7 separate regions of the Homo sapiens genome follow, and all the other regions are linked to region 1. The links are chromatin contacts, found by Hi-C or POLR2A ChIA-PET in ENCODE. All regions are on one chromosome and are shown on one strand. The core of a region is the stretch at or near the end of the contact, and the rest is flanking DNA. Distances in the headings are between cores, read along the strand shown. Region 1 holds the start of YPEL5 (yippee like 5). Region 2 holds the start of FOSL2 (FOS like 2, AP-1 transcription factor subunit). Region 3 overlaps PLB1 (phospholipase B1). Region 4 holds the start of PPP1CB-DT (PPP1CB divergent transcript). Region 5 holds the start of SPDYA (speedy/RINGO cell cycle regulator family member A). Region 6 holds the start of TRMT61B (tRNA methyltransferase 61B). Region 7 overlaps TOGARAM2 (TOG array regulator of axonemal microtubules 2).

Region 1 (3,799 bases), core at 894-3,393:
CAGCACTTTGGGAGGCCAGGGTGGGCAGATCACCTGAGGTCAGGAGTTTGAGACCAGCCTGGCCAATATGGTGAAACCCTATCTCTACTAAAAATACAAAAATTAGCCGGGCGTGGTGGTGGGCACCTGTAGTCCCAGCTACTGGGGAGGCTGAGGCAGGAGAATTCCTTGAACCTGGGAGGTGGAGGTTGCAGTGAGCCAAGATCACAACACTGCACTCCAGCCTGGGGCACAGAGCAAGACTCCACCTCAAAAAAAAAAGATGGTGAAGTCATACTACGGAAAACTATGGAGACAAAGGTAAATTTGTAGATAAAAGACACATCTGACATGAAAGGATGGCTATAGCACATTGTTGAGTGAAAAAAAAAAGCAGGTTGAAAAACAGGAAGTACAATATGCTTCTATGTATAATACATTCAATTTGGGAAGAATAGGATACATATGAAGCTGTTAGAAGACAGAAGTCTCTTATCAAATGAGGCAGTATGATCTTCCTACAATAAACGTGTAACTTTTATATTAAATATTGTTAATTGAAAATAAAGAAATAGAAAGGAAAATAAACTAAAATACTGTATGTTTAAAACTTCTGGCCAGGCACAGTGGCTCATGCCTGTAATCCCAGCACTTCAGGAGGCCGAGGCGGGCGGATCACGAGGTCAGGAGTTCGAGACCAACCTGGCCAATATGGTGAAACCCCGTCTCTACTAAAAATACAAAAATTAGCCGGGCGTGGTGGTGTGCGCCTGTAATTCCAGCTACTCAGGAGGCAGAGGCAGGAGAATTGCTTGAACCCGGGAGGCGGAGGTTGCAGTGAGCCAAGATCATGCCACTGCACTCGAGCCTGGGCGACAGAGCAAGACTCCGTCTGAAACAAACAAACAAAAAAACTTATCTCCTGGAAAACTCACTTATTAAAAGATAACTAGTCCTTTTGCCTTTGATGCTCAGGTAAACTTCAGACGAACTAAATGAAAATACTTGTGGATTTGGGGATGAGCGGGAGTCAAGTGCTAGAATTTGCTTAGCAGCTTCTCTTCCACCAATAATGACTTTAAACATGTTGCAAACTAGCCCCAAATGCTAACCTACATTTTTAATCTGAGAGGTATGCGTCATCAAATATTTTGGTTTTATCCCGAAAGTCAGCTAACAGAGATGTAAGTACCTGGGCAACTCTAATGGAATGAGAAGCAACATCTTCCATCTTAAGCATTGATAAGGGTTAAGGGAACAGCTGCTCTTTGCAATGAACAAATCTCACTCTCTGAGGCAGAAATTCGCCATATAGAAGACTGAATTTCTTCATCTTTTTGAGAATCATTTCCACTACCCAGAAAAAACATTCAAATGAGTTGTAAATAAAGTCAAGCGCAGTTGAAAAATCCTGTATCCACAGATGTTTCTTAGGAGTGCCTATGCGCTTAGACTCGAGGGCTAGGGGTTTGAAAGCAAAAGGCAGCCCTCTACCAGGGGTGGTCGGGGAAACGGCCTCCAAGAAACGAATTACACGGTGCACTTTAGTTACCTAGGCAGCTGTTTGTCTAGGAAACAGCTTATTGTTTTCATTTGTCATCACCGCGGCTCACTAGGTATCAGGAAGCTCGGCTCCAGCCGCTACCTGGTGACGCTAATGACGTGCGATGTCTCGCAGCTGCCGCAATTAGACAGGCCAAGCCTTCGCCTTTAAGAAGCTGACTCACGTGGATGCTGTGTTGTGTGCGCTCAGCTGAAAGGGGGAGGTGGGTCCCCAGACTGACTACATTGGCCGCCTCGAGAGAAGGGGCAGAGTTAGCCTCTTTGATTGGCTGTACGAGTCCGAGGTGCTGGGTCAGGGGCGGGGCGAGCTGTCGCAAGCCTGCCCTGGGTCTGCGGCTTCTGAGAGGGGTGGGCCGCGAAGCGGAGGGGTGCGGGAGTGGGGGAGGGTGAGCCAGAGAAGGGGCGGGGCCCCGCGAAAAAGGCAGGAGGCCGAGGACAGGGGCGGGGCCTAGAAATAAAGGGCGTTCTGGGCCAACCGGGAGAGCTGACTGCGGGGGGGCGGAGCCACGCCGGGTGACTGACGTTGAGGCCCAACCAGGGAGAGGCGGGGCCAAGGCCAGGGCCTGACTAAACCTGGAGACTCGGGTGGCCGAGGGGCTTCATACCAGCTGAAGAGCGACAAGCCGCTGGCAGCCGCGGATCTCACCGCCGCTCAGGGTGAGTCCCGCGGGAGGGGCTGGACTCGGGGCCGGTGGGGACTGAGGCGCCCGTTCGGGTCGGGCGGCTTCGAGGCACTCGGGAATCGGCCCAGGGTGGGGGGCCCAGGCAGGAAGTGCCTCTTCCTCGCCGCGCTCTTCCCGGGGTCCCAGAGCGGCCGCCCCAGATCCTTCAGGGTGGGCCCCGGCGCTGGGACCGCGGGCGGACGCGCGGGGCTGTTTGCTCTTTGTGAGGCCTGGCGCGGCGGCCGCCGTCGGCCCGCCCCCGCCGCGCAGCCGGGCGACCGGTGCGACAACAGCCGCAACCCCTCCGCGCGGCGCCCGCGCCTCCGCCCCGTTTCCCCGTCGCGTCCTCCGAGGCCCGCCGCCGAGGCCCACGGCGCCCCCTGGGCGGACGGTCTGGCCGCGACCCCCAACCCGCCGCGCCGCGCCGCGGCTGCCCCGCCCCCACCCGTCGCATAGTCGGGGGCGCGCCCGGTCTCCGCCCCGAATCCAAGTCGGAACTTGACCGAGTTGTTTGGGCCGCGATGACCGCACGGCGTGAACCGTCCTGAGCAGGGCCCACGCCCGGCCCAAGCGGCCCAGCCACCGGGCTGGGGCGGTGTCTCCCTTTGCCCCCTCCCCCCCATGAACGTCCGCCTCCCCCGCCCTCCTGCCCAGAGGACCCGGGACTGACAGCGCAGGGTGACGGTTGGGCAGCCCGCCGGGTGTCGGGACCAAGAGAGCCCCCCGGCCACCCGCTCAGCTGTTTCCTGCTCGTGTTTGTTGTGCCGAGGGAGGCCCCGCCGCCACCGCCGCCGCCGCGCTCTGCCGCCCCGGTCCCTCCCGATTGGCCGGCTGGCGTCACGTGGCCTCCATCAGCTGGGCCGGCGGGGGCGCTCGCGGGCCCCACTGCGGCTGCCGGGTGAGCCCACCCGGGGGTCGCCCGGGCCGGCCCAGCTCCGCCAGCTTCGGGCTGCGGCCTTCCCTCCGCTTGCAGTCGGGAGGGTGGGCGTGCCCTTGCAACCCCTTTCCTGTACCTTCTCTGCAGGTAGATGGGACAAATGAGTGTCCGGATCAGCGGGAGTGGGAAATTGAAATACTACAAAGATCTGTTTAATCCTGATACCAACTAATCTCCCTTTCAAGGGAGAGTCTGGGAAGCTGTACAGCTCATTTATTTTTAAACTTTTTCTGTTTACAGAGATCTGTTGGTAATCTGAGGATTTTTATTCTACGTCGTCTTGACAGATGGAAAACCTGAAGTAACTTCGGGCTAACCTTGTGTTTTTGGAAAATTAGTAGACTTGGTGGTGAAGAAACTGGGAGGAGTAGGATATTAGCTAACTTTGCATAGCCACATATAGAGCGTCGCAGCTGCATTCCACCAAAGAGGAACCAAAAGGCCTGTGGTGTTCCCAGGGTACATATTCATGCCAGAAGTGAAGTGCTTTGGTGAATTCGTTTCCTGAAAGTTTATCGCATACTTGTACTGGGTTAGGTAAGAAGTAAAGTACAAAGAATTTAGAATAGTTTCTCTAGAAGCTTATAACTTAATCAAAAGTCGTGGACAAAGTCGAGCAATAATTTTAGCAAGTTATGAGACGTTAGTAAAATATATG
Region 2 (3,799 bases), core at 922-3,421, 1.8 Mb before region 1:
GCTACTGGGAGGGCTCAGGCAGGGCGCTTTGGCCGCGCCTCCCTTTGCAGCCCCCAAGACTTGGCTAGGGCGGCCTGAGGCCCGCGTGGCGCGGGGAGGGGCTGAGAACCGAGTGGGAAAATGTCACGATTTCTTCTGTGCCCCTCCCGTCCCTACCCCCACCCCCAGTTTTCTGAGTTTTGCTGCTGCCGCTGGGGAAGGACTGATTCGTTTTGCGTCAAAGGACTGCATTTACTCAGTCCTGCTGGGAGAGGCGCGTAAACACCCAGGCAAGCCAGGACGCAGGGATGGGGAGGGGGAAGAAAAAAGCAAAGCACCCACGGCCGGCGCGCGCGTCCGCCTGCCCCACACCCCTCTCCTGGGCCTGCGGAGTTGGGGACTCTGTCCAGCGGGCAGCAGCGGAGGTGCGAGGAGTCTGGCTGGCCTCGCCTCGTCGCGCACGCGCGCGCGTCCTTGGGGATAGCGTTCAGGACAGAATGTGTTTTATAGCTGTAAACAATGACCCCGAGTATTGTTTGGGATTACCGTATCTTGGGGCCCTTGGGGCGGCCAGATGCCGCCAGCCGTCCCGGAAATGCCAGCGCTTTATATAGAGCCCCAGGAAAGCTTCGCGTTCCCGGCTCTATTTTTCTCTGCTACCAACACCCCCACTTTGCAGATAAGGAAACTGAGGACAGAAGTTGTGTGACGGTGCACAGCGAGTTGTCAGCAATGGACTCTCAACACCTCTTAACATTGGGTCCTCATAAGGACCCTGTGGGGTACAGATGGCTGGCGCTACTTAAGAATTGGGTAAACTGAGGCTAACACAGACCCTGGACCAAAACCTAAGTTCCCTGACTTCCGCTACAGTACTTCTCCATTCACACACACCATCATCTCAGCGGAAGGATTGGAGCTCCAGAGCAGAGAAGGGCCTAAGGTCATGTCTCCAAACTCCTTCACTTTATAGGAGGAAACTGAGGCCCAGAGAGGTTAAGGAATTCGTCCAAGATCTCACAGCTCGTAAATAGCGTAGCCGGGCGTTCCTGCTCTAAGGTCTGTGCTCTGTACCCTGCGCCGCGCCCCTCCCAGCCCCGCCCAGCGAGGGAGGAGGACCCAAATGTCCGGCAACCCGCGCCCTGAACTTCGCTCCAAAACAGCTGAAGACGACAACGTTGGGGCACACCCTCTCGCTGGCTTTTTTTTTTTTTTTTTAATTCGTAACAGTCTGGAGTTTGCTTATAAACGCCCGATTACTCTTATTAGATGCGTCCTAATTGCCCGGCGTATAGGGCGGCCGGAATGTCTTGACTGGTTAATTTCATCTTCAAGGCTACTCCTAACGAATTAACTGTAGGACCGAAAACATGAAAAACAAAAAACAAAAAGGGAACCGGTAGGCAGACCGCCACGGAGGGAAAAATAGGCAGGCCAGCCCCGCCCGGCGCCGTGCCCCGCCAACACCCGGCCGCAGGGCGGCGCGGGCACCCTGCGCGCCCGGGGCGCCCGCTGCACTCGGCGGCGCCGCGGAGGGCGCCTACGACCGCGCGCAGCCGCGCCCTCCCTGCGAGCGGCTCTGCGCGCCCGGCTCCCGGCCTCCCGGTGGCGCCGCACCGAACCGCCCGTCTCGCCGTCAGGGCTGTGATTATTTTCTAAAATCCGGAGGCGAGACCCGCGCGGCCGCTCTCGGGGCCCCGCCCCGAGCCCCTTCCCAGGGCGGGGGAGAGGCCGCAGCGCACTCGGGAGCGGGCGAGGGAATCCCTCTCCCTCCACGTCACCCGAAAGCGAGGAAACCCGCACTCGCGTCCTCTAACGCAAATGACCATCTTTGGCAACGTGCGCCAATGGAACAGACCAAGGGCGCTGGGCCCGGGGGGTGAGCGGGGGACTGGGGAGGGCCGGGGCTGCCTCGGCGCCTCCGAACCGTGCGTGGCGCCCGCTCCCGCCCGTGCCACCGCCTGGCTTCCTCGCGCGGGGTGCGCGGTTGGCGTCAGCGCGGCCGGGAGCCGGGGCTGGGAGGGGAGAGCTGCGCCCGCCTCCTCCCCTCCCGCGCCTCTTCCTCCTCCGCGGCCTCCTCCCCCCGCCTCCTCGTGCGCTCCTCCCTGCAAGGTGGAGTCTGGGGTTGACGTGAGTGAATCCACATGGTACAGGGCTGGAGAATAAAGAGTGTGAGTTGAACTCGTGCCATTGTAGTGACTCATCTCGGGCAGAGCGCTAGGGCTCCGAGCGAACCAGCGAGCGAGCGAACGAGCGGCGCTCGGCGGGGACAGAAAGAGGGAGAGAGAGAGAGAGAGAGAGGGAGAGGCGCGGCCGGGCGAGGCGGGCCCGTCCGGGAGCGGGCTCCGGGGAAGGGGTGCGGGTCTGGGCGCCGGAGCGGGGAGCGGGGCCGCGTCCCTCTCAGCGCCAGCTCTACTTGAGCCCCACGAGCCGCTGTCCCCCTGGCGCGCTCGGGGCCGCGGGACGGGCGCACGCCGCCTTCTCCTAGTCAAGTATCCGAGCCGCCCCGAAACTCGGGCGGCGAGTCGGCCACGGGAAGTTTATTCTCCGGCTCCTTTTCTAAAAGGAAGAAACAGAAGTTTCTCCCAGCGGACAGCTTTTCTTTCCGCCTTTTTGGCCCTGTCTGAAATCGGGGGTCCCCAGGGCTGGCAGGCCAGGCTCGCTGGGCTCCTAATCTTTTTTTTAATTTCCAATTTTTGATTGGGCCGTGGGTCCCCGCTGAGCTCCGGCTGCGCGCGGGGGCGGGAGGGCGCGCGCAGGGGAGGGACCGAGAGACGCGCCGACTTTTTAGAGGGAGGGATCGGGTGGACAACTGGTCCCGCGGCGCTCGCAGAGCCGGAAAGAAGTGCTGTAAGGGACGCTCGGGGGACGCTGTTCCTGAGGTGTCGCCGCCTCCCTGTCCTCGCCCTCCGCGGTGGGGGAGAAACCCAGGAGCGAAGCCCAGAGCCCGCGGCGCGGCCGGCGGACGAACGAGCGCGCAGCAGCCGGTGCGCGGCCGCGGCGAGGGCGGGGGAAGAAAAACACCCTGTTTCCTCTCCGGCCCCCACCGCGGATCATGTACCAGGATTATCCCGGGAACTTTGACACCTCGTCCCGGGGCAGCAGCGGCTCTCCTGCGCACGCCGAGTCCTACTCCAGCGGCGGCGGCGGCCAGCAGGTAGGTGCGGGCCCCGGTGCACCTGGCGGCGCGGGCGGACCCCTGCCCTCTTCTCGCCGCCACTGCCTCTTTTGCTTTCTTTTCTTTTTCTTGGCGAGAAAATACCTACGGGCCACCGTTGTAAGTTCTGGATTTTCGTCCTCCCCTTCCCCCCCACCCCCTTTTAAACTAGGGGATTGGAGAGTGGGCTTGAAGAGACAACATGCCCTTTTCCTCTCACGTTATATTTTACCCAGATAGACTCCTGGAATTGTAGGCCCCCTACCAGGAGCCTGTTACCTCCTTCCAAGAACTACTCCCCCTCCCCAGTGTCTGCCCCCCCCCCCCCACCCCTGCCCCGCGTCTTCTCTCTGGGTGGTGGACAGACAAGAAAATCTTTGCACCCACTGGCACCTCTCGACATCCTGGGACCCTATTCCTTCAGGAAAGCCCTCTCTCTCTCCTCCCCGTTCTCCATCAGTCATAACTCCTTTCTGAAAGGGGTTGGGGACCCAGAAACATGGTTGGACTCCTTCAAGTAATCTGGAGCGAGGGCGAGGGCTGCCGCTCTGGGAATCAGGTGCGAAGGTCAGGAAGGAAGAAGCCAGCCTTGGTTGGCTCATGCCGCCTGTGTGCCCCCTGCCTGCCTGCCTGCCCCCCCGCCGACCCGTCTTCTGTAAGGAT
Region 3 (3,799 bases), core at 370-2,869, 1.5 Mb before region 1:
TGTAGGTAAAGAACTGAGGAGAAGAATGTATCAAGACCACTCCAAGTTTAATATGGCCTGGAGAAAAGCCGGTACTATTTTTAGAAAAGGCAAATCCAGGTCCTAGCTGCTACCCCAGGGCCAGAGGAGGCTCTTCCAGTGCCCTCAGCCTATACCCCAGCCCTGAACTTTCTTTTTGCTTTTTACAGACAGCAGTGGGAGCTCGACCAAACAACTCCAGTGACCTACCCACATCTTGGAGGGGACTCTCTTGGAGGTGAGGATGTTCTTGATGCATGCTCTATTGATGATGCTCTCTCAGAGAGGTGTGAGTAGTGTGTTTCCTGTCACCCCTCCAGGGATGCAGTTGGGTCCCCAGGTCCCAGCGCTGAGACAGGAGACTCAATGCTTGCATTACCCCTGAGGGTGATGGGAGAGACGCCCCAGGGGCCCAGAACCCGGTTCCGGTTCTGGCTTGTGCATATGTTGACACAGGGAGCAGCATGTTGGTGTGAGTTTAACAAATATGCTTTCTCCTCCCCAGCATTGGAGGGGATGGGAACTTGGAGACTCACACCACACTGCCCAGTAAGTAGCAGCCCAGAGAGGCACCATCACTGTGGCCGTCCTCCCTGGGGCCAGGGCCTTCCTGCTGGAGGAGGGGAAGAGGAGGTTATCTGCAAGAAGGGAAGTCAGCCAGCCCTGAAAAGCCCCAGAACTCCTGTGTCCCACCCATGTCCCCACCCTGCATGCTCATCTCAGTTACTGTGAGGGTCCTGCAGGCTCTCACCTGTGCTCTTCTCCTCCTCCTCCTCCTCTAAAGACATTCTGAAGAAGTTCAACCCTTACCTCCTTGGCTTCTCTACCAGCACCTGGGAGGGGACAGCAGGACTAAATGTGGCAGCGGAAGGGGCCAGAGCTAGGTGAGTAGATGCCGTACAGGAGGGCGAGTGGAAGGCAAGACTGAGACATCAGGGTGGGAAACCGGAGGAGAGGAGGGTGGTGTCCAGAAGCCTGGTCCCAGGGGCAATAGCAGCTGTGCAGGACTTTCTATGTGAATTATCTCCTGAGATCCTCACACCCTTGGACAGGGGCACTGAGGCTTATAAGCTTTCCAGAACCACCAAGATTATCCAGCAAGTTATCAGAGGAGGCAGGATCAGACCATGCCTGAATCAGGAGCCTTTGCTCTGACCACTGTGCTATTACCGCCTCTCCAGGGCAGCAGGAGGCGCACATCTGCCCTGGACCCGGGCGCTGTCCCTGCTGGCTCCAGCTCCACCTCCTGCCCAGCAGGTCAAACGTGCAGGGTGGCTCTCAGCACCTCGACAACTGAGTGCATGACCCGGGGGATAGCTGCCCTTTCTCTCTCCCCACCTCACTTCAGTCTTTGGCTCTGAAAAAGCTATATTCTGACACTAGGGAGTTAGATGTCAGGGCCCCCAAAACAGCATGGTGGCTGTTTGTTTTCACTGGGATTTCTGTTGTTGACAACAACTCAGATAATTAAAGCTGAAATGCCTGACCAGGCTCATTGATTTTCTGCATGGAGCGTGCTGGGTGTATGCCTTGTAGAAGGATCACTATGCTCCGATCACCAGGGAAACGACACTGGCTTGACTCACTCTGTTTACAGGGAATGTTCCTTTCAGAAGTGGTAACGTGGGCCCCATGCTCTGTTTGAGTCTCTAAGCCACAGGAAGCGATGTCAGTTCCTCAACGTCACGAGCAGGAAGAAATTATTTTTCTGCAAAAACTGGGCTTTATGAGGTCATTATAGCAACATCTAATTACTGTTATTATTGTTATTATCATCATCATTTTGTTGTTCTTGTACAGTACAGGCTTCATTTTCCAGGAGGTGATTTCTCACTCTGTTGACAATCAAGCCCCTTCTTCCTTTCTCACTTCACTTCTCTTATTGCCTTTTCTATTTTACCGCTGCTCAGCTCCTCTGCCAGATGAAGTCAGTGGCCAGGGAAGTAGTTGAGAACATGGGGCTCCTTGTGGGTATCTCTGATGTCCAATGTTAGGGGAAAGGAAAGTAATCCATTGACTTAAGAAAGGGAGGTTGGATAATTGCTCTATAACTTTCCTTTATCTCTATTCTGTTGTTTATTAGCATAGATACAGATGAGTTCACCTAAAGAGAAACATACAAACCATAGCAGAACACCTAATATCATAGGGTGTGGGATCAGATCATTCGTGTCTACATTCCAGCTCCAAGGCTTGCTAGCTGTGTGACCTTGGGCAAGTTGCCTAGCATCTCTGAGTCTGTTTCTTCAGCAATAAATAGGGATAATAATAGTACTTCTCAGGGTTGTCATAAGGATTAAATGAGATAAATAATCCGTGAAAAGAATGTAGTACCACACATAATACCCACCAAAAAAGCAGTACAGTACAAATGTACCAAAAGTTTGCCATTTAATAATGGATCTTCAGTTTCAAAGTTTTTTTCATCTAACTTTCCTTCCATCAACCAATAAGAATTCATTGAACACCTGCAAAAGAGTGAACCCTAAGGTGGTTACTAAAAGATACAAAGGGCCAGGCATGGTGACTCACACCTGTAATCCCAGCACATTGAGGGCCGAGGTAGGTGGATCACCTGAGGTCAGGAGTTCAAGACCAGCTTGGCCAACATGGTGAAACCCCATCTCTACTAAAATCAAAAATTAGCTGGGTGTGATGGTACACGCCTGTAATCCCAGCTACTCGGGAGGCTGAGGCAGGAGAATCACTTGAACCCAGGAAGTGGAGGCTGCAGTGAGCCAAGATCGTGCCATTGCACTCCAGCCCGGATAACAAGAATGAATCTCCATCTCCAAAAATAATAATAATTAAAAATAAATAAAAGATACAAAGGAATCAAAAGATGAACTCCCTGGCCACGAAGAGCTTGCACTCTAGGTAAGGAGGCTAAACAAATGGGAAATAACTTTCTGAAAAAGACAATGCTGGGTATGGCAACAATGCAGTGCTTCGCATGGAGTACAATTAAGAGAACAGAAGAGCACACAGTATGAACTGCACTGTCTAAAGACAGATGCAGACCCAGAAGGGACCCCTGAAATCATCCAGTCCAACCTCTTCCTTTAAAAGATGGGAAAAGTCAATCCTAGCAAGATTCAGCAACTTGTACAAGCTCAACAGCAAGTTGGTAGCAGAGCTGAAAGTAGAACCACTGGTCCCTGGGGTAAAAAAGGAAATGCAAGATGTGTGGATCAGGGAGCCCAGAGAGGAGGCTCAAGGGAAAGTAGGACTTGGTCTGGGCCTGAAGGATGGGAAGAAGATGGCTAGGAAGAGGGGAAGAAGCGGCATTTGTAACTTCCCCTCCTACCCACGAGGGCTTATTGCCCATGGATTCTCTTAGTCACACCTTGAACCTGTTAAAAGGTTAAAGGCACTTCTGTGGTCACCTTTGACCAGAAAAGTCTTTCTTTATAGCTTTCTGGTATACTCATCAATAGCAATAATGTATGGGATACAATCCTAGATCTGTAAATTCTCCTTAATGAGAAACAAGGGTAGGGATGGTACCATGTGTGTTTGGCCACGTACCTAGCTTACCGTGGCCACCCAAAGATTTTCAGTGGCCAGCTCGCACTGGTTGCTGCTTTTATGGCTTCTTCCATGGACACTTTCATTGGCTATATCCCCTTTGCTGACCTAACTTCTCACAGACATTTCTTTAAACACAGCTTTATTGAGGTATAAATGACATGCAATAAACGTCACATGTTAAAAGGATATAATTTGGCTGGGTGCGGTGGCTCACGCCTCTAATCCCAGCACTTTGGGAGGCCAAGGTAGG
Region 4 (3,799 bases), core at 953-3,452, 1.4 Mb before region 1:
CTCTCCTATCTCCTACCTCTTCTTCTCACGACCTCCAAAACTCTGCTGAGACCGGCCTCCCTCTGCCTCACTTGTGGTGATTTTCTCTCGGATGCTCACTTTCTCTCTGTGCAATCTTTCCTTTGGGTGTCCCTTGTCTTTAAACATGTCTGCGTATACCTGAACTCTAATTGTGGACAGGGTTCAAAGTTCTTTTTCATGGGATTCATGGGCCCCATGAAAATTAGAGGCTAAGTAGGCATCTAAGTAGGAGCATTTACGTGCTCCCAGGCATTCTGTTACACTTAAAGAGGCTCATGGAAGAGATTTGGGCAAGTGGTATAACTCTACAAGCTGCTATATTCAAGTCCTAGTTCCAGCTTAGCCAAAACACCTACTCCGATTGCAACTGATCTTTTTCTTGGTTGCTAGAAAACTGAGAGTCATATGTGTGGCCTACCTCCAGCAAACCAATAGGACCTTACACCATGCATTTTGCATACAAAACTGCTGGCTTAATCTTATCTTTCACACTCACGGTTTTCTTTTGTCCTATTTTTCTCTGTACTTATTTTTAATTTACCCTGATGTACACATTTATGTAAACTACGTTAAATCCTTTCCTCTGGAATAAAGTAGGGTGTAAATAAATTTAACAAAACAACAAAGAGTGATGATGAGCCAGGTCTTCACTCCTGAAGGCCTCAAAACGAACTGGCAGTGATCTGTGAAAACTACAGAGAACTGCCCGTTCATCTCCACAGATTACTGAAGTCTGTGAAAACTACTCCAGCCAGGACCACCATTATAGCCTGCTGCCTGTTGTGTTCACAATCGATGCACAAACTCAACCCTGAAATGGAGAGAAAAATAGGGGAAAAAAGACATTAGGAAATCCTAGCTCTATGTCATCTGGACATTAGAAAGCACTTGGTTGGACAAAGCTTTTTCTCCCCCACAGCACATGCCTGTTTCAGCATCTCAGCCCACATTCACGGAGAGGGAGAATATAGCAATTGTTAAGAATGCAGACTCTAGCACTGCATGCTCTGCTGTTTATTTGTGTTATTTGGGCTAGGTTTTTTAACCGTCTGTGCCTCGGTGAATCCCATCTACAAAGTAGAGATAATAATAGTACCTACCTCACAGGGCAGTTGTAAGGATTAAATGAGGTAACCCGGGTGTAACATTTAAAACAGTGGCAGAGTACATACAGGGATCTGAACAAATGTTAGCTACTATTAGTGATATGTGAGTGGGGGAAGCACACTGCCTTGGACTTGAGGCAATATCAAGTCTGAGTTTCTGGAAAAACACTTGTGGAATAAGTAAGGGCTGGCCACCTCCTAAAACCGGACAAAAGATCTGGCTTGCCTAGATCCTTAGCGTGACTGCTTCTCCTCCTGCCTTTCTAGAGGCAGTATTACGTGATGGAAATACTTGGTGGGTGCTGTGGGCACAAAGATAAGTTAATGTGTTTTTATTCCCTAGGAGCTGAGTCGAGAGTAGGAGAAAAATGCATAAATAATTACCAGGTAGGATGATTAAGCAATATACTGGAGGCAGCAACAGAAACACACCGTGGAAAAAAAATACCCACGGCGTGGATGAAGATATGAGATGTGTGAAAGCGCTAGACACAGGCAGCCACCTGCACCCATGTAAAATTGGATTATTGCTGACTCCTACAAGGCCCACTTTAACGCTTCTTTCAACCAGAATCCCTGCAGAACTAATTTTGTAGAACCGCCGGGGATAAAGACCTTTATTTGCAATGTCGAACTCCAGCAGAGTAACCCCTTTTGCTTTCCACACGCGCAAACCCGGGTCCCAAACGCTGCAGTTCGCGTTTCCCGGCTAACGGAAGAAACACGAGGAACTGTTTGCAGATCTAGGGGATGAAGCCAAAAAACGGAAAGCGAGGCCGAAAGGGCGCAACCACCACGTCTGGAGGAGGCCAGTGAAGTAGAGAAAGGGGAAGGTCAGCCCTGCCCCAGCGCGCTCTGCGTAACCGGGACTTCCTCCGCGCGGCAAAGCCGGGGAACCTCCCTGGCGCCTGCGCCACCGTGGCGAGACTCGGCGCCGTGGACGTGGAGAGAGGGCGACGCACCTGCGCGAAGACGGCAGCGGGAGAAGCCGCTCCAGTGCGGTTGCGCGGCGGCCCAGGCGTCGAGGGGAGCCTCGGCGGGGAGCGCACCGCGCGCCTGCGCGGAGAGCTGCGTGACGCGGCGGCGCGCAAGGGACGTGCGGAGTGAGTGGCGCTGCGGGTGGGGCCGTCGGCGGCGCTGGTGAGCTTTGCGGAGCTGGGCGGTGCCGAGGAGGAGGAGGTGGCGGCCTGGGTCTGACGCGGCCCTGTTCGAGGGGGCCTCTCTTGTTTATTTATTTATTTTCCGTGGGTGCCTCCGAGTGTGCGCGCGCTCTCGCTACCCGGCGGGGAGGGGGTGGGGGGAGGGCCCGGGAAAAGGGGGAGTTGGAGCCGGGGTCGAAACGCCGCGTGACTTGTAGGTGAGAGAACGCCGAGCCGTCGCCGCAGCCTCCGCCGCCGAGAAGCCCTTGTTCCCGCTGCTGGGAAGGAGAGTCTGTGCCGACAAGATGGCGGACGGGGAGCTGAACGTGGACAGCCTCATCACCCGGCTGCTGGAGGGTGAGTGCGCGCCTGGCCGCGGGACAGAGGGAGGTCGGGCACCGCCGCCGACCCCTGCGTCCCCGTCTGCCGCCGGAACGCGAGGGGACCCCTTTCCCGCCCCGAGACGAGTCTCTGGGAGCGCGGCGCGGCGGACGAACCGAGGAGGGGGCGAGGAGGCTCTGGGCGCGGGGGAGCGGCCTCTGGGAGCGCGGTCAGGGGAGATCGGGGGAGAGGGGGCCGTTCCCGCGGACCCTCGGGGGCCAGGCCCGCCGGCCGAAGGCTGTGCGGAGCGGGTCTGCGGGAGACAGCCTTTCGGAAAGGCCGCCGGGCTCCGCGCGCCGTGGTGCTCGCCTCCGGTGACCCGAGGATGGGGAGAGGATGCCTGCCACTGGGCTTTGTGCGTCCGTGGAATCACTGTTCTTCTCTGTTCTCTTTGTGCATTGCCCTTGGCTGCCTCCGATTGTCGTTCCGGGAGTGAATTTTACGTATATATATATAAACCTGTCCTTAACAGGACTGCTTCGTCTGCTCTGCATTTTTACACAATGCTATATAGAATGGATTCTTCTTAAAGAGAGGATAAAATTAGCGGGAATTAATCTACCGTTTGTTACTTGGCCTAAAAAAATTGTAAGACAAGATATTTGATCAGGTTGAAGATGCACCTAAGAAATGTGATGTATGTAGATGGGTTTGCTGAAGGGATTGGCTTTTGCATTTGATTTGAGCAGAGCTTAATTTCTGCACAAACTTAGTGAAAATCTATTTTTAAAGCCTGTCTTGTATTCGAAAGGTATTTGTAGGTCTACGCAGCATTTGAACTTTCCGGGCTCAAGTGTTCTTATTGAATAGTTTTATGTTGGTGGGAAGGCAAGGGGGGAAAACGAAGAGGTGGACTAGCCGGGAGTTAAATGTATTGATTCATTGCAGGATATTATTCAAAGTTAAATGCAGTCTTCTGCCAAACAGTCCCTCTACCCTAAAGTTTTCGTCATCAATAATTGTTTTGTGAGTGTGTAGAAAAGCCTTTAATCCTTTTTAAACAATTTAGAGGCCTCTTTGTTAGCCGCCGTCCAGCGATTGCATATGTACTGTTTGCTTTCAAATTACCTTAAGATAATTGCTAGAGTGAAGCAGTATGTACTTATATTTGGAAAATCATCAAAGAATATTGTAATGGGGGAGGGGTAATTC
Region 5 (3,799 bases), core at 469-2,968, 1.3 Mb before region 1:
GATAGCTTAATGAATATTTATGTGTATTTGCTGGCTTTTATATGCAAATTTTACATGTTTCCTTTGTAAAGATTTTGGGATCCTAAAGAACCTTCTCATAACTGTACTTTGTGCGTTATACAGCCACTTGCATTTCCTTCATGGCACAACTCACTGTGCCTTGTATTTTAGTTGTGTCCATATCTGTCTAGCTTGGAAGCTCTAGAAAGGTAAGGCCATGTTGTCTTCATCATTGTGGTACTTGCCATGCCTCTGTGTTTTTCATGTAGCGGACATTAATTGTTCAGTAAATATTTTATACTCGAGGCTGGAAATTAATCATCACAACACCGGTACCTTGCAAAAACAAGGGGAAGAGCAGAGAGAAGTCAGGAAGGATCCTTAGGGAAAAGCTAGAGGAATGAAGCTTGAAGCAGCCATTTTCCTCAAGATTTTCACAACCAGTTGATGCTTCTTGGCCCATTCTCCCATTTATAGGCCAGGGAGAAAGAGTCAAGGGCATGTGTAAGGAAAAATAAGTTCCCAGTTGGCCCCCTCCTCGTACTTGTAGGTGAATTTGTCATTATTGTGCTGTGTGTGGAAGCACAAGAAGGAAGGAATTAACTCGTTCTTCAGAACTGCTGATTGAGGAGCTATTTGCTGGAAGTACCACAAGTAGGCAGAGCCAGGTTGCCTTTTAAGAGTAATCATTGTATTAGCCAAAAAATCTGGAAGCAATCCAAATATTGAAATGACTTAAATGGTCCATCCACTCTGGAATATTATGCAGTCATTGAAAACGTTTCGAAAGACTAGCAACATGAAAAAAGCCGTGATATGGAGACCAAAAAAAAAAAAAAAAGATTTACACTGGGTGTGGTGGCTTAGGATTGTAATCCCAGTGGGAGGATTGCCTGAGTTCAGTTCAAGGCCAGCCTGGGCCACATAGGACTCTGCTCTACAAGGCATGTTTAAAAATTAGGCGGGCGTGGCGGCACCTGTGGTCCCAGCTACTTAGGAGGCTGAGGCGGGAGAACTGCTTGAACCCGGGAGGCAGAGGTATGCAGTGAGCCGAGATCGTGCCACTGCTCCAGCCTGGGCGACAGAGCGGGACTCAGTCTCAAAAAGAAAGAAAAAGCCGGTTATACCTTAGGAGGGACATAAGGAAAGGATGGGATCAAAAAGCTGTTTAGAATTCTTTTTATTTGTTCATTCAACATGCATGTATTAAGCACCCACGTAGTCAAAGGCTAGGACAAAGCCAAAAAGATTACTGCTGCAGATTCACAGTTACAATAGAATGGCCCCTTCTCACAAGAAGCCACCGTATTCACACGTTGTGCTTTTCTCAGTTCAAGCGGCCTCTTCCTTTTGAGTAACCAGGGTAACCACGCTGTGCCCGCGTGTGCCGGGCGGGGAGGGGAGGCCGCAGCCCCAGCCCCGGGGGCCTGGTTGTCTAATCGAAGGGAAGTAAACGGCCCCAACGCAAGCCTGACTGCGAGACGTGCCCAAGGGAGGTAGGTCGAATGAAGAGGGTTGTGTGAGTTTTGCGCGGGCAGGCGGGATAACGGAGGAGGGAGGCCCGCGGCCGAGGCTCGGGCGGGCGGGGGGCAGGGAGGGGCGGGGTTCGCCGGCGCGCACTCCCAGGCAGGCCCCGCCCCCTCGGCCGGCTGTGCGCGCTGATTGGCCCCTGCCGGCCTCGCGCTCCCTCGCTCCGGGTTGGCGGGAGACCTTAGAGCGGGTACCGCTGCTGGCTAGCGACCGACGAGCAACCGTCTGAGGCCAGGAGCGCTGCGACGGAGCCTTGACCGCCGTTGCCCGGCCCTCTCCCGCGCAGCCCCGGGCTTCCGCAGGTACCTGTGCTCGCCCCCGGGAAGGGGCCTCGCAGGCGAATCTCCAGTTTCGAGTGTGCCCGGTCCCTGGGTTCGCTCGCCGGCGACCCCACCGCCCGCCTTAGATGAGAAGGCAGCGCTCCAGCCTCGTCCTCACGCCGCCTCCCGTGGGCGCCCTCAGCTGCCTTCGCGGCGACGACACACGCGCTCCCCGCAGCGGGCTCTGGGCTGAGGGACCTGGCGAGGGAGGCAGTGGCCGCGCAGGTTGGGGCTTTGGCCGCCCTCCGCCCGGCGGCGTAGCGGGTGAAGGTTCCAGGGGAAGGACGGGCAGGGCCGATACCGGAGGCTGCTCCCGAAGCTCGGCCGTCTGCTCGGAGGGAGGGCCCTGGGCAGGCGCTCCCGTCTCCACGTGTGCCTGCCGCCTTTATTGTGGGAGGAATGGAGATTTGGGGGGTCTTTTTGATAAATCCTACCTCCTTATGTCCCATTAAACACCTCTTTTTGTCCCCAAGATCGTCTGCCCCAGAATTTTGAGATCTGAGCTGCTGTGTCTCAGTACCAGGCCCGTAGCTCATTTCTCAGAATTCACGAAGATTCTCTTACATGACATCCAGTAGGACTGGAGGGCCCCTAGCCTCAATCTTTTAAAAAGCCTTATGCCGAGTTGGGCGAATCCTTGAGGCCAGGATTCGAGAGCAGCCCACAGCGAAAACCCCGTCTCTACAAAAAAATAATGAAAAAAAAAATTAACCGGGCATGGTGGTGCGCACTTGTAATCCCAGCTACTTGGGAGGCTGAGGCGGGAGAATCGCTTGAACCCTGGAAGCGGAGGTTGCAGTGAGCTAAAACCCGTCTCTACAAAAAATAACTTAAAAAAAAAGTATCCTGGCATGGTGGCGGGCGCCTGTAATCCCAGCTCCTCGGGAGGCTGAGGCGGGAGAATCGCTTGAACCCGGGAGGCAGAGGTGGCAGTGATCCGAGATCGCCTTATAGCTGGGGTTAGCTGGTTTTGTTTTCTTGGCAAGGTGACGATAAGTAATACTGGAGTGCTTACTATGTGTCAAGTGTTTTACACATGATTTTATTTAATATTTAAAACTGATTTACTGGTTAAAGAATATGGGACTTTGATGTCAGTTCTGCATTCAAATTCTAGCTTTATCACTTACTATGAGCCTTTGGGAAATTTCTTAACTTCTTTAAGCCTCAAATTTCTTATCTAGAAAATAAGGATAAAATAATACCTACCACACAGAGATGTTTTGAGAATTAAATGAGATAATGCATGTAACACATTCATCAGTGTCTGGCACATATTCTCTGTGTGTGACTGCATTCATAAGGAAGTTAAGGCTTACTTGCCTGTCCTGACTGAGTTGCCAATGGATATTGCTATTAGGTTTTTCATATAGGCAAATGAATCCCCAGACAACTTCTGCTTGTTTCATATTATGGCTGGGAACCACCACCCTTTATATCACCCCCCAGAGAAGAGGTTATTTCAGATGCCTCTAGAATTTTTGTGATTTACTTACCAAAAAAAAAAGAAAGAAAGAAAGAAAGAAAATCCCAAACATCCTATTCAAGTATGAATCCTGGTATGATTTTTTTAATGTTCATGGAGTCCATATAAAAATTCACTGAAGGAGGCCGAGCATGGTGTCTCACGCCTGTAATCCCAGCGCTTTGGGAGGCCGAGGCGGGCCGATCACCTCAGGTCAGGAGTTGGAGACCAGCCTGGCCAACATGGCGAAACCCCATCTCTACTGAAAATACGAAAATTAGCGGGGCGTGGTGGCAGGCTCCTGTAATCCCAACTACTCAGGAGGCTGAGGCTGGAGAATCGCTTGAACCCAGGAGGCGGAGGTTGCAGTGAGCCGAGATCGAGCCATTGCACTCCAGCCTGGGCGACAAGAGCGAAACTCCGTCTCAAAAAAAAAAAAAAAAAAAAAATTAAAGGATTTTACCTGATGAGCACAGTTTCTCCT
Region 6 (3,799 bases), core at 859-3,358, 1.3 Mb before region 1:
CACACCTCATACGGGGTCCCTCATCTGACCCATTGAGGCCACAACAGAAACTCTGCAGCATTCCTCCCTTTGCAAGAACAATTCTCTTCCTAGATCTGTTTACAAGGCAAGCTCTTCCTTATTTAGGTTTCCTATCAAGTGTACCTCCTTGGAGACCATCTCTCCTCACCTGACATAAAGTATGCTCATACCCCAGGTCACCCAAAACAATGTCATTGTTAATATATTTGTCTTCATGACACTTAACACTACTGGAAATGACCTTATTCTTTCATTTACTTGTTTGTTCTTTGTCACCCCTTCTAGAATGTAAGGTCTATGTTGAGGGTGAGGACTGCAGTTCAACACTATACTTCCCTAAACAGTGCCTTGAGTATGGAAGGCAGTCAATTTGCTGAATAAATAACGAATGAATCCTGATCTGGAGAAAGGAGGAGGAGTTGTGTTACACAGGAACATTCTACTCAAGGACTGTGACTAAGGATTGAAATAATCTGCTAGCAATAGATGATTAGCATAAGCTTCAAACTAGGGCTGGGCGCGGTGGCTCCCGCCTGTAATCCCAGCACTGGGAGGCCGAGGTGGGCGGATCACTTGAGGCCACGAGTTGAAGACCAGCCTGGGCAATAAGGCGAAACCCCGTCTCTACAAAAATTAGCCCGGGGTGGTGGTGCATGCCTGTAGTCCCAGGTACTCAGGAGGCTGTGGTGGGAGAATCGCTTGAACCCGGGAGGCAGAGGTTGCAGGGAGCCAAGATCGCAACACTGCACTCCAGCCTGGATGACAGAGTGAGAACTTGTCTTAAAAAAAAGACTGAAACTAGGCTTTAGGCAGTTAACTTTTTAATAAAGAATAGTCATTTTATGTTTGGTGTTGAATGTTAGCTATTGTAATATAAAACTCTATTTCTTCCCTAAAAGGGGAAAAGCACCGTAATGTACCTATTGTTAATATACTCTTGTAACATGATTATTGAATATTAAAATATCATCATAGTAGTACTAAAAAATTGTTCCCTAAGAGTTCAACATTCTCTTGAGTCCTGAAGTTATAAACTTAAGAGTAATGGGGAACAAAATTAGTACTTATTATGTACGTAGTGAGTTCACATCACCCTAACAGAAAGTTGAGCTATTATCCACATTTTACAAATAAGGGACTCGAGACTCCTAAGTTAAAATTAAAATCTAGCCGTTCCCTAATGCTAATTTTCATCATGATATGTAAAAGTTATAACCATTGGTTTATTTTAAAAGCCTGAGTACAATAAAAAATCCAAACGTTCTGAGATGTCTTTGAATACATTAATCAGGACTGAGTACTGCATCTGTCTTTGCCCCTCCTGAAACCAATACACACCTTATCTCCATCGCATTACCTTTGGGAATGTTATGGCAGTCCCTCTTTTCATCAATACTACATAGTCTTCCAAGGCTGGCCTCCTCAGCATGTACTGCTTACCGAAGGAACTCCTCAGTATCTGGCCGGGGAACTTCCCCACGATCTTGCCGAACGGGACTGCCCCCCAGTTACTATTTAAGAGTCCGAAGTTGTTCAACCTAAATAATTTCTTAAATTTTGTTTCTCCCTCCCCAGTCTCAGCTAAAATCAGTTCCCCAGCCTGAAAGGGTCTCTCTCTGGAAGTTGAACAAGAAGGGGAGACGTGACGCTCTTCGACCTCGGTAGCGGACTGGGCCTGCGAGAGCATCGAAGGATCCTCGGATCCCTGGTGTGTGGGACCGCACCGGCCCTGGTCTCCGCTCGAGTCCTCGAGCTCTCGAGGGGATGACTCTTCCCGCAGCGTCGGCAGTCTGAGGTTTTCCAGTGACGAAAGACATCCAGTCCCAATGTCCGAGATGCTCAGAGGGAGAGATGGGCAAGACTCTGCTCCTGGGGCTTTCCTTTGTGCCGCCTCGTGCTCTCTTTCTCCATCTCGCAGGTCTCTAGGCGAGGACCTGCAACACAGTGACCGAGCTCCCTCGAAGGGCTCCTGCCCCAGGCCGTGCAGGAATGAATTGGTTCCGAGCCCCTGCCGCAGGCACAGCAAGACAGGACCGCGGCACCATGCCATTAGCATAGTGTTTCGCGAAGGCGCCGTCGCAGACGAGTGACGCAAGCCTAGCGCGACCCCTTCTTTCCCAGTCGCGCGCATGGCGCAGCAGCCCGATGGCTCTGCAGCTGCGTGGGGCTCTACAGCTCCGCGACTGCGCCTGCGTCGGGGAGGGGGCGGTGCGCTAGGTCAAGCTAGGGCGCGGGAGCAGCGGAGTCCTGGTTGAGTGACCATCCAAGGAATATGTCCTCGCGCGCGGCCGCCGTTTTCCTTTTCGGAATGTGGGTAAAGAATTTACCGCTAACAGACGACCTCCAGGTTCGCTCTTGGACAGCAAGATTGAGAGACAAAACTTAACAAAGCGCTGTGCAAACTGAAATCCCAGGCTTAGCTCGCTTGTGTCTTGAACACGGAAGTCACCTAGTCACCCACAAGATGTATGAGTACAGCTAACCCCCAGATGCATTTGACAGACGGCGTGGGACGCGCCACTTGCTGATTGGCTCTCCTTTCCCAGTTGACCGCGACATCCCCCAGCCCCAACTCCCTTTTGATGGGGCTGTGACCACCTGCCGGTCCCCTCACCCACCCCTCACGCCCGGAGAGTCCGAGGTTGATTCGAGTACTCACTATGTGCTTATGTAACACATGTTTTCATTATTAAAATATAACTAGTTTACCCTCCCAAAACGAAATAGAAGTGTCTTAAAATGGAAACAGGTATCTTTGGAGGCCAGAGTTATTTAGCGTTAAATATCACTAGCCTCCCAGCATTTTGGGAAGCCGACCGAGGCAAGCGGCTCATTTGAGGTCAGGAGTTCGGGACCAGCCTGGCAAATGTGGTGAAACCCCGTCTCTACTAAAAATACAAAAATTAGCTGGGCGTGGAGGCACGCACCTGTAATCCCAGCTACTCGGGAGGCTGAGGCAGGAGAAGCGCTTGAACCCGGGAGGCAGACGTTGCAGTGAGCTGAGATCTCGGCACTGCACTCCAGCCTGGGCGACTGAGCAAAACTCCTCTCGGGGGAAAAAAATTAGTCGGGCGCGATGGTGCACGCCTGTAATACCAGCTACAAGGGAGGCTGAGGCATGAGAATAGCTTGAACCCAGGAGGCGGAGGTTGCAGCGGGCCAAGATCGAGCTACCACTGCACTCCAGCCTGCGCGACACAGCAAAACTCTGTCTCAAAAAAAAAAGAAAAATCGCTAGCCTCTTTGCTGGATATTAGTTGACTGGGCAAAAGTTTATTGAGAGTCTGGCAATACGAGGCACGTTAGACACTCATTTAAGTTTCCAACAATTCTGTGTTAGAAACAAATCCATTTTATGAGTAAAAGAACTGGCCCAGGGAGATTAAATAATTTGGGGAAACCAGGAGTGGTGGCTCACACCTGTAACCCCAACACTTTGGGAGACCCAGGCCAGAGGATTGCTTGAGCCCAGGATTTCAAGACCCACGTGCAACATAATAATAATAAGTTGGTCAAGATGCATAGCTGACAAGTGGCATTGCAGAGTTTCCTATTTAGTCAGTCTGGTTCAGCAGCCCATGCTCTTTGTACTGTAACACCGTTTGGAAAGACTGGTCAACAGCACAGTTGAACTTAAAGTCCAAGTATATTCAAAGGGCTGTGAAGTCAATGTGAATTCTGTTTAAATTTGATGAAATAAATCTTGTTATTCTTTTTTTTTTTTTTTATTTGAGACAGAGTCTTGCTCTTGTTGCCCAGGCTGGAGTGCAATGACACG
Region 7 (3,799 bases), core at 331-2,830, 1.1 Mb before region 1:
GCAAGTGGCTGCCTGTTAGAAGGAAGCAATGTCAAGGAGCTTGCTGGTGCCTGGTGCCACCCTGGGTACTGCGTGCCAAGCCATTCACACCTCTGTCCCCCTCAGGTTCTCTCCAGCCTGAGCCAAGAGCCCTGCTGAACAACGAGGAACCGTCACAGCTCCTGCGTGGACTCGGACAGCTGGGTGGCCTCAAGCTGGACACCCCTTCCAAGGGCTGGCAGGCAAGGAATGGTCACCCCAGGAACCTCAGGGCCTTGTCTTTGGGGGACCAGCCCCTGGTGCTCCTCCCTTCTCCGGAGTCAGAGGCCAACAGCGTGGCCAGGGACACCATCCAGATTAAGGACAAGCTCAAGAAAAGGAGGCTCTCAGAGGGCTTGGCAGCGTCTTCCCGAGGTGAGCACTGGCCCCTGCCCACCCCTCACCCACCCACTTCCAGGTCAAGGGCCGCAGGCCTCCAGGGCTGTGAGGGTCAGCAGGCTTCCAGGTGGCATGCTGGGATGCCCTGGGGGTGATCGGTGGGTACATACCAGGTACCTTCTCTATGGCTTCAGCGACCTCCTTGGAGCTGAGCCTCCCTCCCGGGCTCTGCAGTGCTTCCCGACTGGCCTCTTCATTCCCACCCTTGCGCCTTCTAGTCTTGCTCCAGAAGGATCCTTTTAAGCAAATGTTCTTCCCATTTCCACCAACTATGCTCAAAATCAGCCAGTAGGTTTTGGATGTGCTTAGACTAAGATCCCAAATGTTCCCTTATGCACAAGACCTTCTGGCCCTGGCCTCACCCCAACTGTGTCACTCTCTGCCTTCGGTCTCTGCTGTCCAGGGCCTGGGGCTTGTGGGCTCTTTCCTGCCTGAGGTTTAGAGCCACTGCTCCTCCCCCACCCCTCCTCCGTTTCCCACTCAGAAAATCCCCACCCAGCCTCCCTTCTTGGCTTCAAAGCCCTCCTCAAAGAGGCCTCCTTGACTCCCCAATGTGAGTTTGCCCCTTAGGATGCTCTCCAATAATGCCCTATCATTTTTTTCCTTCAGTTCTTTTCATGGTTTGCATTTATATTTTTACTTTTGTGACTATTTAAAACCTGAATCTTGCATGTAATTGTCAGCTCCAAGAGGGCAGTGACTGAGATCTCGGTGTGAGGCACAGTCGCTTGGCAGCTAGGAGGCTCTCAAGAAACGTTTGTTGAGCAGATGAACAAGGGATTCAACAGCAGGCACTTTATACTGTCTCTCATCTGTGTGGTGGACAAGCCAAGTTCAAATCTTAGCCCCGATACTCACTGGCTCTGGGGCCTTGGGCAGGTCGGTAACATTTCAGGCCTCGATTTCCTCCTCTGTGGAATGGGGACACTATTAATAATACTTCTGTGTTACTGTGGGGGTTTAATGAAAACTTGTACACAGAATTCTCAACACCTGGCATATGGGAAGAACTTAATACATTGTTACTATTTTCCTTCCTTCTCTCCTCTTCTGGGTGAATCATACGGGCTCTTTTCAGCGGAATGAACTCTTGGGTAACAAGAGCAATAAGAAGTCTTGAGGTCTTAGGAAGAAAGGGGAAGTGCTCTCAAGAGGCACGTGGTTGCTGCCGTCAAGCCTGGGGTTGTGGTTGGCTGTTCTTCCCCTCCCCTGTGCAGACTGCTCCACCTGCTGAGCCTCTCCCTGGAGCCGTGGGGTGTCTCCAGCTCCCGGGGAGCCCAGGACAATGCCAGGGAGCCTCTGGGAGGAATTGTCCTGGCTGCACATTATGGAGGCAGAAGGTGGGGTTGGAATGCCCGAGAAGCTTCCTTAGAACTTCCAGTAGGTACAACTCCTAGAGCTGCCAGACCAACAACTCTCTCCCTTAGGGGCTTGAAGCCCTTTTCTAGATATTTCATTTCTTTTTTACAAAGTTCCAGCATAGGGAAAAAAAGAATGGAGTTGTTCTACCTAATGTTCTGATGGGCAGTGACCTATAGACTTATCAGGCCCCTCAGCAAGCATGGAGGGCCGGGGATCTCTGGCCCCCGGGCAGTGCTGGGGCTGCTCTGGCCCCTGCATTGAGGCTGAGTTGACTCCTCTGTGCCCTGACCCAGCTGGGGCTCAAGGTGGCCCGGCAAGTGGCACAGTCTCCACTTGACCACACCCCTTCTTTTCCATCCTTTCAGCTCCCCACAGGCTAACCACAACACAACAGTGCTCCAAGACAGAACAGAACCAGCACCGGAAGCCAGGAGGGGAGCGAGTGTGCAGGAACAGAGATGATATTTTGACTTGGCTGGTTTATTTTTTTTTAATTTTTTTTTTCTGGAACAGAGTCTCGCTCTGTCACCCAGGCTGGAGTGCAGTGGTGCGATTTTGGCTCACTGCAACCTCTGGGTTCAAGTGATTCTCCTGCCTCAGTCTCCTGAGTTGCTGGGATTACAGACAACCACCACTAGGCCCAGCTAATCTTTTTTTTTTTTTTGAGACCGAGTCTTGCTCTGTTGCCCAGTCTAGAGTGCAGTGGTGCGATCTCGGCTCACCGCAACCTCCACCTCCCAGGTTCAAGCGATTCTCCTGCCTCAGCCTCCCCGGTAGCTGGGACTACAGGCATGTGCCACCACGCCCGGCTAATTTTTAGTAGAGATGGGGTTTCACCATGTTGGCCAGGCTGGTCTTGAACTTCTGACCTCCAGTGATCCTCCCGTTCTCGGCCTCCCAAAGTGTGTGGGATTACAGGCGTGAGCCACTGCGCCTGGCCTGACTTGGCTGTTTTGATGCAGTGGTTTTGTTGAGGCCAGAATGAAAGTTAAAATGCTAGTCTTTTTTTTTTTTTTATTCCTCATCACTGATATTTACAAAGATAACCCTGAGCTCTTGGCCCAACCCAGTGCTTCTTGCCCTGTGCCTTTGCCTGAGGCATGGCTGTGGGGTGAGATGGGGTGGGGCACAGGGCGCTGAAGATGTCTGTTGGGCACCTAAAGCATTCAGAGGGGAGCTGGAAGTGTGGCGGTCTGTCTTAGACTATGTTAGCTGTGTCAAAACAGCTACGCCCCACATCACCAGCCGAAAAGGAAGGGGAAACAGTGGCAGGTACTTGCCTGGCATCTTATATAAGTGATGTTATTGAATCACCCCATTTCACAGAAGTGTAATGGGGTTCAGAGAGACAGTGCCTTGCTCGAGGTCACATAGCTTCTACCCACGGCCAGGACCTGCCATGCTTCCTCCTGATCTGGCACTGCTTTTATTTCCCTTCCTTCCCACGCTGCCTCTGAATTCTAAACAGGTAACTTGGATTGGCCCTTTCTGGAATGGCACAGACACTCAGAAGTGGCTGCTTGCTCAGTCTACCAGTGGTGGGGTTGGGGACAGATCTGATCTCTCTCCTCGCCATCCCAGTCCTTCCCAGGGCAGAAGGCCCCGTTGCTGGGGTCTGAATCCACCTTCCACTCCCTGTTCTTCTGGGACTAACTGATTTCCCATCCCCATCCCTGTACAGCCTCTCTGGATCCAGGGGGAGGCCCCCAAGGAGTTCCCCTGCACAGCACCATCCCCCGAGCCACCTCTCAGAGGCTGCTGAGGGTGCCCAGGCCGATGCCTCTCATCCAGAGCATCCCTACCACCCCTGAGGCCAGCGGAGTCAAAGAGAAGGGCCTGGACCTACCGGGGAGCATTCCGGGTCCTCACGAGTTGAGACCCGGTGCTCAGGAGGTAAGGTGGTTCGACTGCTGTGAGTCTGGTCCTCAGCTTCTTGCCCTCCCTTCCTCCTGCCTTTCTTTCTAGCCTCCACCAACCCCTGACTCCATGCCCTGAGCATCCCTGGAGGTGTCTTGAGGTC

Evidence for each region. Hi-C counts contacts between places; a loop is a spot of excess contacts on that map. ChIA-PET counts read pairs that join two places held with the same protein, here RNA polymerase II (POLR2A). Pooled maps may share reads with other maps.
Region 2: a map of B cell shows a loop between it and region 1 (15-fold over the local background). The contact joins the promoter of FOSL2 here to the promoter of YPEL5 in region 1. A Hi-C loop is called at or near these places in 3 of 168 maps with a recorded cell type or tissue (B cell, naive thymus-derived CD4-positive, alpha-beta T cell and natural killer cell), 3 of 37 single-sample maps with no recorded cell type and 9 of 50 pooled maps. POLR2A ChIA-PET finds 5 or more read pairs at or near these places in 1 of 52 experiments (HepG2).
Region 3: a map of CD8-positive, alpha-beta T cell shows a loop between it and region 1 (12-fold over the local background). The contact joins the enhancer-like site here to the promoter of YPEL5 in region 1. A Hi-C loop is called at or near these places in 2 of 168 maps with a recorded cell type or tissue (CD8-positive, alpha-beta T cell and naive thymus-derived CD4-positive, alpha-beta T cell) and 7 of 50 pooled maps. POLR2A ChIA-PET finds 5 or more read pairs at or near these places in 1 of 52 experiments (activated T-cell).
Region 4: a loop to region 1 is called in a map of naive thymus-derived CD4-positive, alpha-beta T cell, with 24 times the contacts of the local background. The contact joins the promoter of PPP1CB-DT here to the promoter of YPEL5 in region 1. A Hi-C loop is called at or near these places in 2 of 168 maps with a recorded cell type or tissue (CD4-positive, alpha-beta memory T cell and naive thymus-derived CD4-positive, alpha-beta T cell), 4 of 37 single-sample maps with no recorded cell type and 13 of 50 pooled maps.
Region 5: a pooled map shows a loop between it and region 1 (9-fold over the local background). The contact joins the promoter of SPDYA here to the promoter of YPEL5 in region 1. A Hi-C loop is called at or near these places in 6 of 50 pooled maps. POLR2A ChIA-PET finds 5 or more read pairs at or near these places in 2 of 52 experiments (HEK293 and PC-3).
Region 6: a map of B cell shows a loop between it and region 1 (36-fold over the local background). The contact joins the promoter of TRMT61B here to the promoter of YPEL5 in region 1. A Hi-C loop is called at or near these places in 1 of 168 maps with a recorded cell type or tissue (B cell), 1 of 37 single-sample maps with no recorded cell type and 11 of 50 pooled maps. POLR2A ChIA-PET finds 5 or more read pairs at or near these places in 4 of 52 experiments (CD4-positive, alpha-beta T cell, CD4-positive, alpha-beta memory T cell, activated T-cell and 1 more).
Region 7: a loop to region 1 is called in a pooled map, with 5 times the contacts of the local background. The contact joins the enhancer-like site here to the promoter of YPEL5 in region 1. A Hi-C loop is called at or near these places in 4 of 168 maps with a recorded cell type or tissue (CD4-positive, alpha-beta memory T cell, CD8-positive, alpha-beta T cell and naive thymus-derived CD4-positive, alpha-beta T cell) and 9 of 50 pooled maps. POLR2A ChIA-PET finds 5 or more read pairs at or near these places in 5 of 52 experiments (CD4-positive, alpha-beta T cell, CD4-positive, alpha-beta memory T cell, activated CD4-positive, alpha-beta T cell and 2 more).

The regions. Positions count from the first base shown.
Region 1 is chr2:30,144,864-30,148,662 of GRCh38, forward strand. It overlaps YPEL5 (yippee like 5), which reads left to right and starts at 2,144. Exons shown (of 3, transcript NM_016061.3): 1 at 2,144-2,199. RefSeq lists silencers at 1,748-2,327, 2,358-2,527, 2,818-3,257.
Region 2 is chr2:28,390,687-28,394,485 of GRCh38, forward strand. FOSL2 (FOS like 2, AP-1 transcription factor subunit) reads left to right here and starts at 2,172. Exons shown (of 4, transcript NM_005253.4): 1 at 2,172-3,136. The coding sequence starts at 3,035. The region is part of intron 1 of FOSL2-AS1 (FOSL2 antisense RNA 1); the gene reads right to left. RefSeq lists silencers at 1,389-2,508, 2,995-3,171 and enhancers at 2,202-3,133, 3,289-3,789, 3,790-3,799.
Region 3 is chr2:28,620,077-28,623,875 of GRCh38, forward strand. It overlaps PLB1 (phospholipase B1), which reads left to right. Exons shown (of 58, transcript NM_153021.5): 47 at 189-256; 48 at 524-567; 49 at 803-902. Among named protein-coding and RNA genes, the nearest start is that of PLB1, 130 kb to the left of the region's middle. RefSeq lists an enhancer at 1,714-1,803. Within about 2 kb of position 1,620, at least 34 of the 41 ENCODE cell types and tissues checked have a DNase peak (open chromatin) inside an H3K27ac peak, as active enhancers do; they include CD8-positive, alpha-beta T cell, where a contact is called at or near this core.
Region 4 is chr2:28,749,554-28,753,352 of GRCh38, forward strand. It overlaps PPP1CB-DT (PPP1CB divergent transcript), which reads right to left and starts at 2,203. Exons shown (of 5, transcript XR_007086259.1): 1 at 2,090-2,203; 2 at 1-832. PPP1CB (protein phosphatase 1 catalytic subunit beta) reads left to right here and starts at 2,277. Exons shown (of 8, transcript NM_002709.3): 1 at 2,277-2,623. The coding sequence starts at 2,572. RefSeq lists enhancers at 1,690-1,899, 2,203-2,847 and silencers at 2,030-2,219, 2,710-2,929.
Region 5 is chr2:28,809,116-28,812,914 of GRCh38, forward strand. SPDYA (speedy/RINGO cell cycle regulator family member A) reads left to right here and starts at 1,719. Exons shown (of 8, transcript NM_182756.4): 1 at 1,719-1,832. RefSeq lists silencers at 1,320-1,469, 1,500-1,749.
Region 6 is chr2:28,868,201-28,871,999 of GRCh38, forward strand. TRMT61B (tRNA methyltransferase 61B) reads right to left here and starts at 2,109. Exons shown (of 7, transcript NM_017910.4): 1 at 1,379-2,109. The coding sequence starts at 2,077. RefSeq lists enhancers at 103-618, 619-1,133, 1,763-2,287, 1,902-2,071, 2,302-2,451.
Region 7 is chr2:28,999,076-29,002,874 of GRCh38, forward strand. TOGARAM2 (TOG array regulator of axonemal microtubules 2) reads left to right here. Exons shown (of 20, transcript NM_199280.4): 4 at 106-393; 5 at 3,461-3,672. Among named protein-coding and RNA genes, the nearest start is that of TOGARAM2, 20 kb to the left of the region's middle. Within about 2 kb of position 1,581, at least 6 of the 41 ENCODE cell types and tissues checked have a DNase peak (open chromatin) inside an H3K27ac peak, as active enhancers do; they include CD4-positive, alpha-beta T cell and CD8-positive, alpha-beta T cell, where a contact is called at or near this core.